Linked DNA regions of Homo sapiens: region 1 is linked to region 2. Evidence: chromatin loops called from intact Hi-C (ENCODE). Cell type or tissue: HCT116. All regions are shown on one strand.

Region 1 (8,000 bases), 520 kb before region 2:
TGCCTAATCATTATATAGTTACATTCTCTGTCCCTTCTGACAGTTTTGATTTGACATATATTTTGTCTAATATAGGATAGCCATACCTGCTCTATTTTGGTTATAATTTGCATACATTATCTTTTTCTATCTCTTCACTTTCAGCCTATATGTGTGTTTAAAGCTAAAGTTAGTCTCTTGTTGGTAGTATTTAGTTGGATCTTGTTTTTTTAATGCATTTAGCCACTCTGTGTTTTTTGATTTGATAATTTAATTTACATTTAAAGAAATTATTGATAGATGAAGACTTACTTTTGCTATCTTGTTAATTGCTTTCAGACTGGTTTGTCGTTCTTTTGTTCCTTCTCTTGCTCTCTTTTTTTGTTCATTTAATTTCTATGTATGATTATGTTTGACTTTTTTCTCTTTATCTTTTGTGTATCTACTACAGGTTTGTTTGTGTGTGCTTACTATGATGCTTACATAAAACATACTTGTAACAGTCTATTTTAAGCTGATGTCAAACTAACTTTGATCACATAAAAATCTCTATTTACCTCTTTTTATAATGTGTATTTATCAATGAATTATTATAGCAATAATTATTCTATAATTTTGTCTTCTTTCATACTAATATTAAACATGATTTTCACACCACTATTAAAATATTAAGGTATTCTGAATTTAATTCTATACTTACCTTTATCAGTAAGTTTTATAATTTCATATGTTTTGTTGCTATTTAGTGTTCTTCTCTTTCAACTTGAAGAACACCTTTTAGCATTACTTGTAGTGCAGGTCTAATGGTGATAAACTTCCTCAACTTTTAGTTGTTTGGAATAGTCTTTCTTTCTCTTTCATTTCTGAAAGACAGCTTTGCCAGGTAAAATACTCTTTCTTGGCAGCTTTTTTCTTATAGCACTTTGAGTATCATACCACTCTCTCCAGGTCTGCAAGGTTGCTGTTGTGAAATCTGCTGATAGTCTTATGACAGTTCCTGTGTATATGATAATCCAATTTTTCTCTTGCTGTTTTAATTTTTTATCTTCAAATTTGGACAATTTGAATATAATATGTTTTGGTTAATATTTCTTGATGTTGAGCCTATTGAGGTCCTTTGTGTATCATAGATATGGATGTTCATTTCTTTCTCCAGATTTGGGAAATTTTCTTTTATTATTTCTTTAAATAAGCTTCCTCCCTGTTCTCTTTCTTTGCTTTTTCTTAGATTTCCATAGTGTATAAAATGTTTCTGTTGATTGTATCCCATAAATCACATAGGCTTCTTTCATTCTTTTTTGTTCCTTTTTAAATTGGTGTTCCCTCCTGAATAATTTCAAATAACCTGTCTTCAAGCTTGCTGATCATTTCTTCTGCTTTATTGAGTCTGCTCTTGAAACTCTCCATTGAAATTTTTAGTCTAGTCATTATATTATTTAGCTCCAGAATTTCTGTTTGGTTCTTTTTTATGGTTTCTCTCTCTTTGTTGAATGTTTCCTTCTGTTCATGTATTGTTTTACTAATATTGTTTAGGTTTTCTCTCTGTGTTTCCTAGATTAGTTTGAATTCTTCATCAGGCAATTTGTCGATTGCCATTTCGTTGGAGTCAGCCACTGGAACGTTATTTTGTTCCTTTGTTGGTGTTATGTTTTCTTGATTCTTTATGTTCTTTGAAGTTTGTCTTACTGTCCTTGTGTTTGAAGAAGTAGTTTTCTCCTCCACTCTTTACTGACTAATTTTAGGACAGAAAGACTTTTATTAGTCAGCCCAGCTAGATATTTGGGAAATCTGTCAGGCCTTTTCTATGGATGCGCCTGCCTCACACCTCTTGTTTCTTCTTTTTAAGATTGTATGTCCTCTTTCAATATTCCAAAATCAAGCTGTCTCTCTGTGAGTGCTTGTTCATAATCTGCAGGGACTCACCTGTGCTGCAGAGACTTTCATATACCATCTCAAGGATACCTGTGGAATGCTAAGTTCATGCAGGGGCTTTAGGTGAGATGTCTCACAGGGGTCATGGGCAGGCCTCTTGGGAAAGTTTTCAGGACAGTTAATAGTATCTGTGTCCAGTTTTTGAAATTCACTTGAAAGTTTCAGTGAGCCCCCATCATTTTTCCCCACTTCTAACTCCTCTAGACTGTATAGTTATGCTGACGCTCTCAGTAGTTTGGGTGGAATGAGGCAGAATTGGGCCTCTTGGGCAATATCTCACAAGCCTGGGGAAGTCAGGATCTCACATTACTCTCACTTTCACATGTGGGACAAACTGTGGGCCAATGAGGTCTCTCTTGGCACTGAGCTGTGCTGCTTTGGGGGAAGGGTAATATTTTAAAGTGACACTGTTCTTCTTACCTTCTTAACTATATTTGTAATTATATTTTTGCTAGAACAGCGTGCTGGAATCTCTCCATTGTATTCCTAGGTTCTCATATAGATATTCCTGACAGTGTTTGATTGTCAAAAATCAATGTTTATATGGGTCTGTGAGAATTGGAATCTTGTATTTTTTCAGCTTGCTGATGTCACTTCTGTTATAAAATATTTTTATTCAATTTTATTTAGTCATAAAGTTTACAAACTTTCTTGACAGTGAGCTTATATTGGATATGGATCTGATTCCTCTTCCAGTTGCTCATTTATGGTTGAGTGCAGTTACCCCTATCCCAATTAATTTTACTGTTAACTTATTATGTAAATCATTCCAAGTGTCACATTATCTGCACTTTATTCACTGATTTTCTGCAGCTCTCTGAGTATTCTTTCTAACATCCTTATTCTGTATTTCTATTTTGAGGTTCAAGAAAGGCTTTGATACTGAGTACCATGAAGTGTTAGAATACAAGAAAGTTTCACATTGGTTATTAATCTCCAGTTTTGCAGATGAGAAACTCAAGAATCAGAAAAATGATGAGATTGTCCCACACTCTTTGCTAGTAAGTGTTATATTGAAACAACTGAGATTTTTTCACTCCCAGCCCATCCAGTTGCCTCTGAACTATCTCCTTAGCAATATATACCTATCTCTCATAATCAGACAATCCCCTAATGACTAAATCAAAGGAGTCCTTTGTAACTTCACCCTTTCCTAGTTGCTTTGTTCTCAGTTGATGCAAATATAAGCAACTCCTTGAATAGCATGTGCTCTACCTTCATAGCTCTCTATGATCCTCTTGTCACCTTCAGTGTTGTTAGTGAATTAGCATGAAAGTTTGAGCTATTAGAGTCTTATTCCAGCAAGTGGATTCAGGTTTTATTCCCCTTTCCTGAAACTCTAATAGAAAGGTGCACTCAAGGCACAGAGATACAAAAAGTAGCTGTGATGGGCTAATCACAGACTTGTCTCATCTGATTAGTGTACAGCCTCAGCTTGGCCTGCATAGATCACATTCCCTAGACTCTCATAGGATTTGACCATATTATTGATGGCACTGGCGAGAGCAGGTGGGATCTGCACCCCAAGCGCCCCCACTAAAAGTCCCTTGTAATACAGGGAAAATGGTGTGGGTTTTAAGCTGCTTCATGGATGCATGCACGGTTGACCCACATCTAGATTCTTTAGCTGCAAAAACCAACACAAGTCCAGATAGATCACCATGACACTTCTGGGTCCTGGCTGGGATTTTCATGTTTAGAAAGGAAAAATAGTAAATAGTTCTTAATCTCAAGGTTTACTTGTCTCTGAAACATCATGCTACATTCTGAGTTTAGGTTACATCCTCTGCACTTGATTGCTCCTTCATATTTTTCAGGACACCACGACCTCAGCCTCCCTCCTGATCTCACACCTGAGTGTCTCTGGGTCATGGGAATTGATAAGGGCTGCAGATATCCCTGACATCCCTTGCTAATCATTCCCAATCGGAGTTATTGGGCAAGATCCAAACTACACTCTCTGAAGAGTCTTTCCTCAAAGTAAGTTGTCCTGGCCAACACTCCTATGGCACCTATGAATGCCAACTATGTACACACTTACATATATCAAATGGTTTAACCCTCATGTCAACCCACAGGAGAATGTATTTTTATCATTCACCTTTTTTTTTTTTTTTACAAATGTGTAAGCTGAAGCATAGGGAAATTAAGTGATTCAGTGCTTGTAGCAAGTAGGTGACAGGACTGGGATGAAGCCAAGCAGGTTATCTCAAGAGTGCATTCTCTGCTTGCTAGGCTGTGACCCTCTTCCTCCTATGTTATTTGTCTTTCTCTATTACAGTGAATGAATGGCTGTGCATAAGTCCTAGAATGCCAATCTGGATGGGCACATTGTTACTCTTACTGTGATTAATCTTCATTTCAAATATTTGTTCTTAAGACAAAGATTTGGAAAAAACATTTCAAAGAAAATCTGCAAAATGAACTTTTGGTATTTTCAAGAAAATTCTACATCCCACCATTTAATGCCATTACCCTAAAAAGCCTGTTGAGGACTCCCTTCTGTTACCTATCAATTCATTTTGTTGCCATTCCTTACTATAAAACAATCCATCCAGATTTAAAGAAATTGGAATGAGCACTCACATTGAATGAGAAGAGCAAGAATGATGTTCAGCCTTGCAGTTTAAAAATAGAGAGCAGATTGCTGTGATTCTGTAATACTCTGTTCTGCCTACAATGGTTGCAAACAGAATAAATAGTGGAAGGAAAGGAAACCAGTGAAATGCAGGTCATGTGAGAGAAGAAGTTTTATTGATGCAGTGGCCATAAAATCTCTAAACTATCATGGTTTTCTCTGTTAGCTTCCCATTAATTATTTTGAATTTAATTAGGTCACATCTTATACTCTTTCTGTGCACAAGATAAATTACTGTAGACTTGAAAGCACAGAAGCTCGAAACATATTAAGTGCAAAGACAGGGCTGAGAGAAAGAAGGCAGACAGAGGGGGCTGTCTGGCCATGGGCAGCTGCAATCAGCCTCTCTTCACAAAAGGGCCGCCATCTCTACTTTGTGTGTGCATTTGCATTCCAGGTCACTACTCAGGCTGCACTGCATGGTTTGAGTGCATATAAATTAAATAAACAGATAGGCAGCCAAGCTCCTGACTAGTAGCACGCTGTTAAGTTTATGTGTTGACTAGTAATAAACCATCATTACAGAGTAGTTCATCTAGAAAACTTATGGTTTTTAGGATAGAATAGATTTTCAATAAGAAAATTAAAGCTCAAGGAGGGAAAAAGATTTGCCCAAAGTCCTGTAGGTGATTACTGGTAGGGATGGAGCCACTATTCAGGACTCTTGGACAAATGCTCTTTTCACTCCCTCATGCGTCCCCTGTACCAATGTCAGATGATTGTTCCTAGTCTGGGTTTATAATTGTGATGTCTGCAGTGAGCTCTGAAATTCTGGAATGGTGCAGACTTTGGAAAAGGTGATGGTACAGATTTGTCCCCCTATTTTTATATATGTTTGGTGAGGCTATTTTTATATAAGCTTGGTGAGGCTAATAGCTAAAATTAGATGTAGAATAGGTAATTCCATGTGTTTTAGCTACATATTCCTTTTGGAAAAGGAGTATCCCAGAGGCTTAGTGCCTCCTAAGAGTCACTAAAGGGCTTTGCTAAGGTGAAATGAGCTGTCCTCAGGGGCTCTTGGTGGTGTTAGATCTCCTCCCCATTTCATGAACCTGACTAACTGAAACAAAACTCCAAAGACCTCAAATGCCTAGATAAAATTAGGTCCTCTTACTGCCAATTTCTAGCTACTCTTAATCATTGTTAAGGCAATTGAAGTATCATATTACATGAACACAGCTTTAACACACTTTGAATTCACCTTGTGAAGGGAGTCTGGATTGGGTTCCAGAGCTTTGGGAAAGGCTGTTGCCAAAACTCTTCTTGGAAAAATCCTATTGCCTTTGTTTCTTCTTGTGATGTACAATGTTAGGTGCATATTATAGTTTCTCAAGTATAGGCCACCTCTTTGTTTCTAATTCTCCTATTTGTTTTACCCTCATTTGAAAGCAAAGAAAAAACAGGAAACACTAATACAGAAGTGTCAATAATAACCTTTTTATACAGGATAAAGAGGGTAGGCTAGACTATTTTCTAGTAACCAACATCCACCAGATTGTCAGACTTACACAACAAAATTTTATAGCTCGCTCCATGCAAAGTTCACTCTAGAGGGCAGTTACCTCTCTGGGGCCACTTTTTCTGCCTCAGCCCAGGAATGGCACTGGTGACTTATGCTCACATTTCATTGGCCAGAACTTGTCTTTGGCTCCACTACACTGCAAGGGGCTATGACCACAGCCACTTGAATGTCTCATAAAGGAAGGACAACTGCATATTGTGAAAACCAAAGACACTATTTGCCCTGGTAGTTAATTTCTAAGATATTTAAATCCACAATTCCCAACCAAATTTATACTCACTGATAGAAGTTTTAGCAAAGATGGTAGCTGCAATATATGTATTTACCTATTCTGCATCTTTAGCTATTAGCCTCACTAAACACATATAAAAATAGGGGGAAAATCCATACCATTACTAAAAACTAGGAAAGGATGTGATTACATTCCCAAATCTCCTCCAGACAATAGATCTATGACATGAAACTGGATTTAGGGAAATGTTGACCAGTCACCAAAATACTGCATGAAGGAATAGTTTTCACAGAAAACTATGAATGTAAATGGAAGAAAAAAATCCCAGCATGATTCCCAAAACACTCTCTGACACCCAGCAGCATTGGAGGTAAGGATAGGCAAATAGGGGGAGTCACTGGCCCTTACCACTTCCAGTGGAGCCACCTTGAATTCCAGAAGGCACAACCAAAGGAAATCCAGGAAGTCCTCATCCCAGTTACTGCCAGCCCCAGGCCTTGCAAGGCAAAGGGGAGGAGCTTCTGTAGTGGACTCTCTATGAGGGTGGTCATTCCTCAGACCCAAAGCTCTTAACATCTTGTTTATGCCCACAGGCTACTAAATCTTGTATCTGACACAGTAAGGTCACAATAACTTGAGAAGCTTCTCTATGAAATTCAAACAGTGACCAACACAATCCCTGACAAACTCATTTCAACTTGAAATTTTGGATAAGCATGGACTTTATGAATAATTAAAGAAGAAAAAGCAAAGACACATATGTGTGTATGTGATTGTATGGGTATATATGTATATTTATTGTATAATTATATGTGTATGTACACAACATACACATATACACATATATGTATTTATGTATTTGCACTAATATTGGATAACAGTCAACACATGTGACAGCTATGGGCTATTATCATTATTATATCAAGATCTCTTGCAAATCACAAAGAAAGAAAAATATGAACATCTCAAGACCAAAACAGGCAAAGGCTCTGTATAGACAATTTATTCATGAAGATCTGCAAATGACTAGTACCAAGTAAACAAAATGGTACTTCATATTTCCTACACAGGTTCTAAATCACTTGAGAAATAAGACAAAGTCAGCAGGCTTACTATAACATGCTGGGCAGAAAGACACAGCTAGAAAAGATATGCTGGACACAGTCTGGAGCATGAGAAGGCCCACTGGAGATCACACCTGAAAAGCATCACAGTTCCCCAAGTCACTGCTCCCCCTGGCCTGAGTGGAAGATGGGGGCTAGAAAAAGATCAAGCATTTGGTCCACTGGCTCCAGCTAATTGTGAAACATGGAGCTAAATGTTGCCACCTACCAACCAACTAACCGCTTTTACTTCCAGGGAGAGTAATGAATGGAGGGAAAGAAGAGTATTTAGAGAAAAATCTTCCTCCTGGAAACCAGAAGGGTAGGATAATGGAGTGTTCTCTAAGACACCTTTACTGAAAGGAAAAATATGTAACTTAATACAAAAATACAATTTCATCTCTACTTTATTAAAGTATTAAAATTATGATAATGATTATAATACATCTATATTAATAATGTGTAAAAATAGATAATCTCATATACTATTGATGAGAATATAAATCAATGCCATCTTTTGGGAAGAAAATTTAGTAATACATATCAAAAATCATAGCAAAATGTATAAAATTTGTCCAAATAGTTTTACTTCTA
Region 2 (8,000 bases):
GTCCCCACTAGCTTGAAGGCCGCTTTGAACCCATGTGTCAGCAAACCAATGGGAGGCTGGGTGCGGGAGTGAATTCTAATCAACTGGGAGAATTAAGGCAGTAGAGGTAATTCCTTTGGGCTGCAGTAGTCAAGGGTAGCCTCTCTCAAGAGTTCTGACAGCAAACACGCATAAGCTGGAGAGAATTCCAGACACGGGGCATGTTCAGCAACTTCTCCAGCACACACACATACACAGAGAGACACACAGAGAGAGAGAGAGCTTTAGACTGAGTTTCATTCTCAGTTTTTCTAATTATTTGCCACAGAATCTTGGATGTTCACCTAACTCCTGTGACCCTCGGTTTCCTCATCTGTAAAATGGGCATCATGCAGTAGCCACTTCACAGTTACTGCACAGCTCAAAGATGCTGTTCCTAAGCTGTCTGGTATAGGGGTAGCCCTCATTGATGACAGCCCCTGTGAATATTAAGTAGATGTCAGGGGTGCAAGGAAGAACACAGCAAAACTGGGAAGGGCAATGTGTGCTGATACACCCTTATTTGGGATCCACTGTTTGCTCGGAAACTGTATTTCATTTTGTCAGCGTCTACCTGTGCTGGTTCTCAGGGAAGCTACGGAGATCTCTCCCCGCATTCTTCAACCTCCACTGCATTCTGATGCATTTAAAGGACAATTAGGCTGTGACAACTCACTGATGAATAACCGTGCTCTCTGCTAATCTTGTCACATTGGGTACTGGCTGGAGACATAATTACTACAACACGGTTGAACAGATTACACATATTAATGACTTTCCCTACTAAAAGATACAGAGCTGGGAGACCTGCAGCATCTGAATTCCCCACCCTCTGGGGTCTTTCCCAGTGAAAATGAGGGTCCAACATCAGTGAGTTACCATTGTGCTGCCAGAGCTCTGCCTCATTCTGATAGGGGATTTCCCTCCGTGCCCCATCCTCTCCATTCCTAGAGCTGAACTCCCGGCTGCTGGGTTGAGGGCTTTCCAAGATGATGGGTTAGAGACCAAGGCCAATGGACTGAGGATGGTGGCTTAATAATGTGAGCATTTGGAACTCTAACCGCAAGAAGAACTTCTGCAATGACAACGGCTCTGGGACTGAAGCTCTGGAAAGTTCACTTAGGCAAGCTCGCAGCAGCCTGAGCAGATGCATTCTCCCCGAAGGGCTTCAGACAACTCGCGCATCAGCAGCGGCTCCCCCTGCCCGCATCTGGACTCACCACTGTCAGCCGGGAGGATGCCACTCCCAGGCACTTTTCTGTGCATACACACACACACACACACACACACACACCCCTACTTGTATAAACATGCATCATTGTAAATGTCATCTTTACAAGTTAAACATCAGAACCATACTACATATACTTTTCTTTGCTTTACGCACCACCATTTTGGAAATACTCTTTTCTTGTCAGCCGCATGGTCTACCTCATTCTGCGTAATGGCTGCACCGCACTCCAGAGTAGATGTACGTTGATACTGCTTCAAATTTTCTCTTTATAAAAAAGTCTAGAATGAGCCTCCTTAACATCTCATGTAGACATCCTAATGTGCATATAACAAGATTTTTTTTAATTTAAGTCTAAAGCCCTAGAAGTAAAATTTCTTCAAGAGTATGTGCATTTTACAGTTGAACAGATTGGCAACTTGTATTCAAGAAGCTTGATGTTCACCAAGCTGCCCTCTCTCACACCGCAGATGAGAAGGCCTGTTTCTCCACATGCTTGCCAGCAGTGGGTATTATCAGTCTTTTTCATTTTTGCAAACCAGAGAGACAAAACAAAATACAGTATTATGGCTAAAATTTACATTCCCTTTGAAGTTGAGCATCTTTTCACACACAGATTCTGAATCTGTGAATTCTCCACTGGCATCCTTTGCCCATTTTTCTTTTAAATTATTTTCATTTTCTTTACTGACTTTTAGAAGCTCTTTATATAGAAAGATGGATAGTAAGTAGCCCCTAACTTCCTGAATATTGTTTTCCAAAAGTTGGTTATTTGTCATTTAATTTATTAGTGGTATTTTTCTCTTCTAGAAGTTATTTTTAGTTTTTGGTCAAATTATCTATAAATGTTTTATAAAAAGTGTCTGGATTATATACGCTCCCCCCAAAATAGTTTTATATATTGTCTTAAATTTTCTCCTAATGCTTATGTTTTTAAAAATGTGGCTGTTTAATGCAGCTGATTTATTTATTGCAGAGCAAGAGTTAGATATCTCATTTCATTTTTCCAAATGTGTAGTCAATTTTTCCAACACTGCTTATGAGAATGCTATATTTCCCCATGGATTTGAGAAACACAGATACAGGTATAAATTACCACAAATCCTTAAGTTTACTGTAAAATTTACTATTCTGTTGAGTTAATCTGTTGGTTGAGCCCTGTGCATGTACCATAAGTTTTCAATAAGTCATTGGCTTAATGGTATACCTTTTACTATTTGTTGATCTTTTATGTCAAATGTTTGCTTGGTTATTCTTGCGCATTTTCTCTTCCATTTGGATTTCCATTAAAAATCCAATAGAGATTTTGTTGAGATGTTCTGTAAGTTCATAGGAAGAGAGTTTACATCTTTAAATACTGAATTTTCCATTCAGACACATGATATTTATTTATTTAGGTCTCTTTTAATGATATTCATTTGTGTTTTATAATTTTTAATTTTCTTGTTACACATCTTGCATATTTCTTATAAAGTTTGTACTTCAATTTTTTATGTTTTGGGTTGCTGAATGCATGTCATATTTGTCGTTCCCATTTTCTAATTGGGCAATCCTGATTTACAGGAAAGTATTCGATTCTTGTGTGTTCATTTATATTTGTCTGATTACCACATTTTTAGGTTTGTTTCCTTGGATCTTCTCAGTACATACATGTTGCAAATGTGGTTTTCCCTTTCCAACACTGTAATTTGTCTTTTTAAGTCTTGATCTGTTCTTTAGCTACATCTGGTGTAATGTTGATAGTGGGAATTCTTGCCCACCTCCTGTCCTTAATAATACTGTCATAGCACTGAAGGTAGCTGTAGCCTCCCCCAGTTTCCCCACTTTTTCTCTGTCCTGACTGAGAAACACAGAGTGCCTTGACCGCTCTGTGACCCTGGCAGCTGCATGTTTTCCCCGCAGGCTTCACCCAAGCCGGGACCTTGAACATTCCCAGACACTGATAAAACTGTTGAGGTCCGTGCTCAAAAACACTGAGGCTAACCCTGTTGCTATTATACATGTAGAAACTAGCCCTGGCCCTGAGCCAAATGCCTTAAGCCCTCTTATAGACTCCACAACCTCACCCTTGCTATGGACATACCCAGGATGAACTTCTCTTTTCTTTCTATCCATCCCAGGGACGCTGAAGCTGTCTGTAAGTTCCCCTAATAAATGCATATTTCAGCCAAATATGTAGGTGATCATATATCTTGTTTCTCAATTAATAGTTAATATGGTGACTTATCTAAAAATTATCATCAATATAAAACCATCTATTCAGGATTAGAATGCTAATACCTGACTTGATTACTTACTTTGTGCCAGGGACTTTAATAAATACCACACATTACATATCATGGTATTTATTTCCTGGTTGTGACATACACTCTGGATGCACTGCCAGATCTAACTTGTCAATATGTTATTGGAGACTTTTGCCTCTATGTTCTAAAGTGGTGGGTTTTTTTCCTGTCCTCATTGGAGGAGTTTTTCCAGCTTCATGGAATAAATTGAGCAGCTTCTCCATCATTTTCTATGCTGTATGCTCTGGGACTTTTTATTAATATACAGTTTGTCTTTTTATAGATTTGGTTTTTTAAAATACCCTATAAAACTGTCTAGACATGTTGGCTTTTTTAAGGATACATTTTTTTACTGCTTTGAAAATTTCATAGATGGGTTTTCTATTGTTGCTAAATTCAATTTTGGTCATTTCATATTCCTGGAAAACTGTTTATCTATTATATTATTTTCAAGTAAATCTATAAAGATTTACATGTTTGAAAGTTTTTAAATCTCCCCTGTATCTATAGTCTGCCACTTATCTCATTTATAAAGAAGATTATTAGTCCTTAGAATTTCTTTTTGTTTTCATCAGAACCAAGAAGTTGAACTATTATTGTCAAAATATCAGCTTTTGGAAGCATTCCCTTCAAAACCTGCACAAGACAAGGATGCCCTCTCTCACCACTCCTATTCAGCATAGTATTGGAAGTTCTGGCCAGAGCAATCAGGCAACAGAAAGAAATAAACGGCATTCAAAAAGGAAGAGAGGAAGTCAAACTATCCCTGTTTGCAGATGACATGATCCTATATCTAGAAAACTCTATCCTCTCAGCCTAAAGGCTTCTTAAGCTGATAAGCAACTTTAGCAAAGTCTCAGGATACAAAATCAATGCGCAAAATTCACTAGCACTCCTACACATCAACAACAGGGAAGCTGAGAGCCAAATCGTGAAAAAATTCCAATTCACAATTGCCACACAAAGAATAAAATACCTACGAATACAGCTAACAAGGGAAGTGAAAGATCTCTACAAGGAGAACTGCAAAACACTGCTCAAAGAAATCAGAGACAACACAAACAAATGGAAAAGTATTCCATGCTCGTGGATAAGAAGAACCAATATTGTGAAAATGGCTACACTGCCCAAAGCAATTTATAGATTCAATGCTATTCCCAAGAAACTACCATTGACATTCTTCACAGAACTAGAAAAAATTATTTTAAAATTCACATGAACAGAAAAAAGAGCCTGAATAGCCAAGATAATCCTAAGCAAAAAGAACAAAGCTGGAGGCATCACACTTCCTAACTTCAAAATATGCTACAGGGCTAGAGTAAACAAAACAGCATGGTACTGGCACAAGAACAGATACGTGAACCAATGGAACAGAATAGAAAACCTATAAATAAGACCGCACACCTACAACTATCTGATCTTCGACAAACCTGACAAAAACAAGCAATGGGGAAAGGATGCCCTATTCAATAAATGATGCTGGGATGACTGGCTAGCCATATGCAGAAGATTGAAACTTGACCCCTTCCTTACACCATATACAAACATTAACTCAAGATGGATTAAATACTTAAAAATCCTGGAAGACAACCTACGCAATATCATTCAGGACATCAGCACAGGCCAAGATTTCATGACAAAGGTGCCAAAAGCAATTGCAACAAAAACAAAAGTTGACAAATAGGATCTAATTAAACTAAAGAGCTTCTGCACAGCAAAATAAACTATTGACAGAGTAAACAGAAAACCTACAGAATGGGAGAAAATTTTTGCAAACTATACATCTGACAAAGGTCTAATATCCAGCATCTATAAGGAACTTAAACAAATTTACAAGAAAAAAACAACCCCATTAAAAAGCAAGCAAAGGATATGAACAGACAAGCGGCCAACAAGCATATGAAAAAAAGCTCAACATCACTGATAATTAGAGAAATGCAAATCAAAACCACAATGAGATACCATCTCATGCCAGTCAGAATGGCTTATTATTAAAATGTCAAAAACGTATTATTAAAAAGTCAAAAAGTAGCAGATGCTGACAAGGTTGTGGAGAAAAAGGAATGCTTATATGCTGTCAATGGTAGTGGAAATTAGTTCAACCATTGTGGAAGGTAGTATGCTGATTCCTCAAAGACCTAAAGACAGAAATACCATTGAAACCTGCAATCCCATTACTGGGTATATACCCAAAGGAATATAAATCATTCTGTCATAAAGACACATGCATGCGTATGTTCATTGCAGCACTATTCACAAGAGCAAAGACACGAAATCAACCCAAATGTCCATCAATGATAGACTAGATAAAGAAAATGTGGTACATATACACCATGGAATACTATGCAGCCATAAAACCGAATGAGAACATGTCCTTTGCAGGGACATAGATGGACCTGGAGGCCATTATCCTTAGCAAACTAATGCAGGAACAGAAAACCAGATATCATGCGTTCTTACTTATAAGTGGGAGCTAAATGATGAGAACACATGAACACAAAGAGGGGAACAACATACACTGGGGCCTATTGGAGGGTAGAGGTTGGGAGGAGAGAGAGGATCAGGAAAAATAACTAATGGGCACTAGGCTTAATACCTGGGTGACGAAATAATCTATACAAGCAACCCCCATGACACACACTTACCTTTATAACAAACTTGCACATCCTGCACATGTACCCCCAAACTTAAAAGTTAAACAACAAAAAATAACATACCAGCTTTTTGGTTTTTAATTAACATTAGAATTTTTATTTGTTTCCATGTTATTAATTTCTGTTTTATATTACTTTATTTTTTCTACTATAATTGGTTTCATTTCTTATTCACTTTTCAAGTTTTTCTGTTGAGTGTACACTGTATTTTCAGTATTTCTTATTTTCTAATAAATATAGTTAAGGCAACATCTTTTCCTCTAAGTTCTTCTTTAGTTACATCCCAGGAATTGTGATATGGGATGAACTCTAAATTTGATTTGTAATTTTAATTTTCATGTCTTCCTTAACACAAGAGTAGATATAGTTTTAGACATTTTCTGCAGTTAATGTTTAATTTTATTGAATTATGGTAAAGGAAAATAACCTATTGGATTTTGATTTTTGGAAAATATTGAGATTTTCTTAGTGTTCAGTCTTACGACATGTTCGATTTTGTGACTGGCCTGTGGGTTTAGGATATACTATATATTATCTATTGAAAAAATATATATGTATATACATCCCGTTTACACAAATACACAAACACAAGTGTGATAAAACTTACTGTATTATTTTAAATCCTCAACAGTCTTTGATGTTTTTGTCCATTTCTGAGTGAAATATATTAATGTCATGCCTTGTAATTACAGCTTTACAGTTTGTATTTCTACCTCATTCTGCTGAATGTACCTCGAGGCTATGCTTTTAATGCATAAATTGCTGACACCTATTTCTTCTTGTAAAATTACCCCTTTTACCTGGGATGCCCTGGGGTAGCGGGTGATGGGGCTAGGTCTCAGTGGCTTCTGTAAGCTGCTGTCTGTTCACCTCATGGCAGCTGACCTGGCTCCCTGTCCTATCCCTGGCTGCCACCCAGCACAGAGGGAGTAGGGAGATCTTCACGCTTAGGAATTTGAATTATTTTTCCTCTGATATTGTTATGTCACCTTTATTTTTGTTAATATTTCTCTGCTACAGTTTTTCTAATTTATTATTTCCAACTTTTGCCATGTTACTTTGTGTAAGGTATGCTGTTTGCAAACTTCAATCTGATAGTATGTATCCATTAATAGGGAAGTTACCTTATTCACATTAAAAATGATCATCTGTATGCTTGGGCTTATTCTTGTCTTTTTTTTTTTTTTTTTTTTTTTTTGAGACAGTCTCACTTATTCTGCCGCCCAGGCTGGAATGCAATGGCGCGATCCCTGCTCACTGCAAACTCCACCTCCCAGATTCAAGCAACTTTCCTGCCTCAGCCTCCCAAGTAGCTGGGATTACAGGCGCCCACCACTACACCCGGCTAATTTTTGTATTTTTAGTAGAGATGGGGTTTCACCATTTTAGTCAGGCTGCTCTCGAACTCCTGACCTCAGGCGATCCACCCACCTCAGCCTCCCAAAGTGCTGGGATTACAGGCATGAGCCACTGTGCCCAGCCCTTGTCATCTTATTTTATGTTTTCTATTTAACAAGTTTTTCTTGTTTTTCCATTTCTTATTCCTGTCTTTAATCCATTTTCTCTCTTTCTTTTTTTCTTTCTTTCTCTTTCTTTCTTTCTTTCATTTTATTTATTTATTTTTTTTGAGAGTCTTGCTCTGTCTGGAATGCAGAATGCAGTGGCATGATCTCCGCTCACTGCAACCTCTGCCTCCAGGGTTCAAGCCGTTCTCCTGCCTCAGCCTCTCAAGCAGCTGGAATTACAAGTGCTCGCTACCACGTCTGACTAATTTTTGTATTTTTAGTAGAGATGGGGTTTCCCCATGTTGGC

The links. Hi-C counts contacts between places; a loop is a spot of excess contacts. Peaks named below come from ENCODE experiments on the same cell type or tissue, not always from the same donor. Only the 100,000 strongest peaks of a DNase experiment are listed, where the experiment ranks them.
Region 1: it touches region 2 in a loop (2.1-fold over the local background); 9 of 110 quality-filtered maps call a loop at or near these places.

Annotation. Positions count from the first base shown.
Region 1 is chr2:129,260,706-129,268,705 of GRCh38, reverse strand. All of the region lies in intron 1 of LINC01854 (long intergenic non-protein coding RNA 1854), which reads left to right. The region is part of intron 2 of LOC105373612 (a long non-coding RNA gene); the gene reads right to left. Among named protein-coding and RNA genes, the nearest start is that of LINC01854, 9.2 kb to the left of the region's middle. In HCT116, no CTCF peak of the experiment used is centred here; no DNase peak of the experiment used is centred here.
Region 2 is chr2:128,741,753-128,749,752 of GRCh38, reverse strand. It overlaps LOC124907888 (a long non-coding RNA gene), which reads left to right and starts at 3,323. Exons shown (of 2, transcript XR_007087233.1): 1 at 3,323-3,386; 2 at 4,110-7,341. In HCT116, no CTCF peak of the experiment used is centred here; no DNase peak of the experiment used is centred here; H3K27me3 peaks cover 5,292 bases.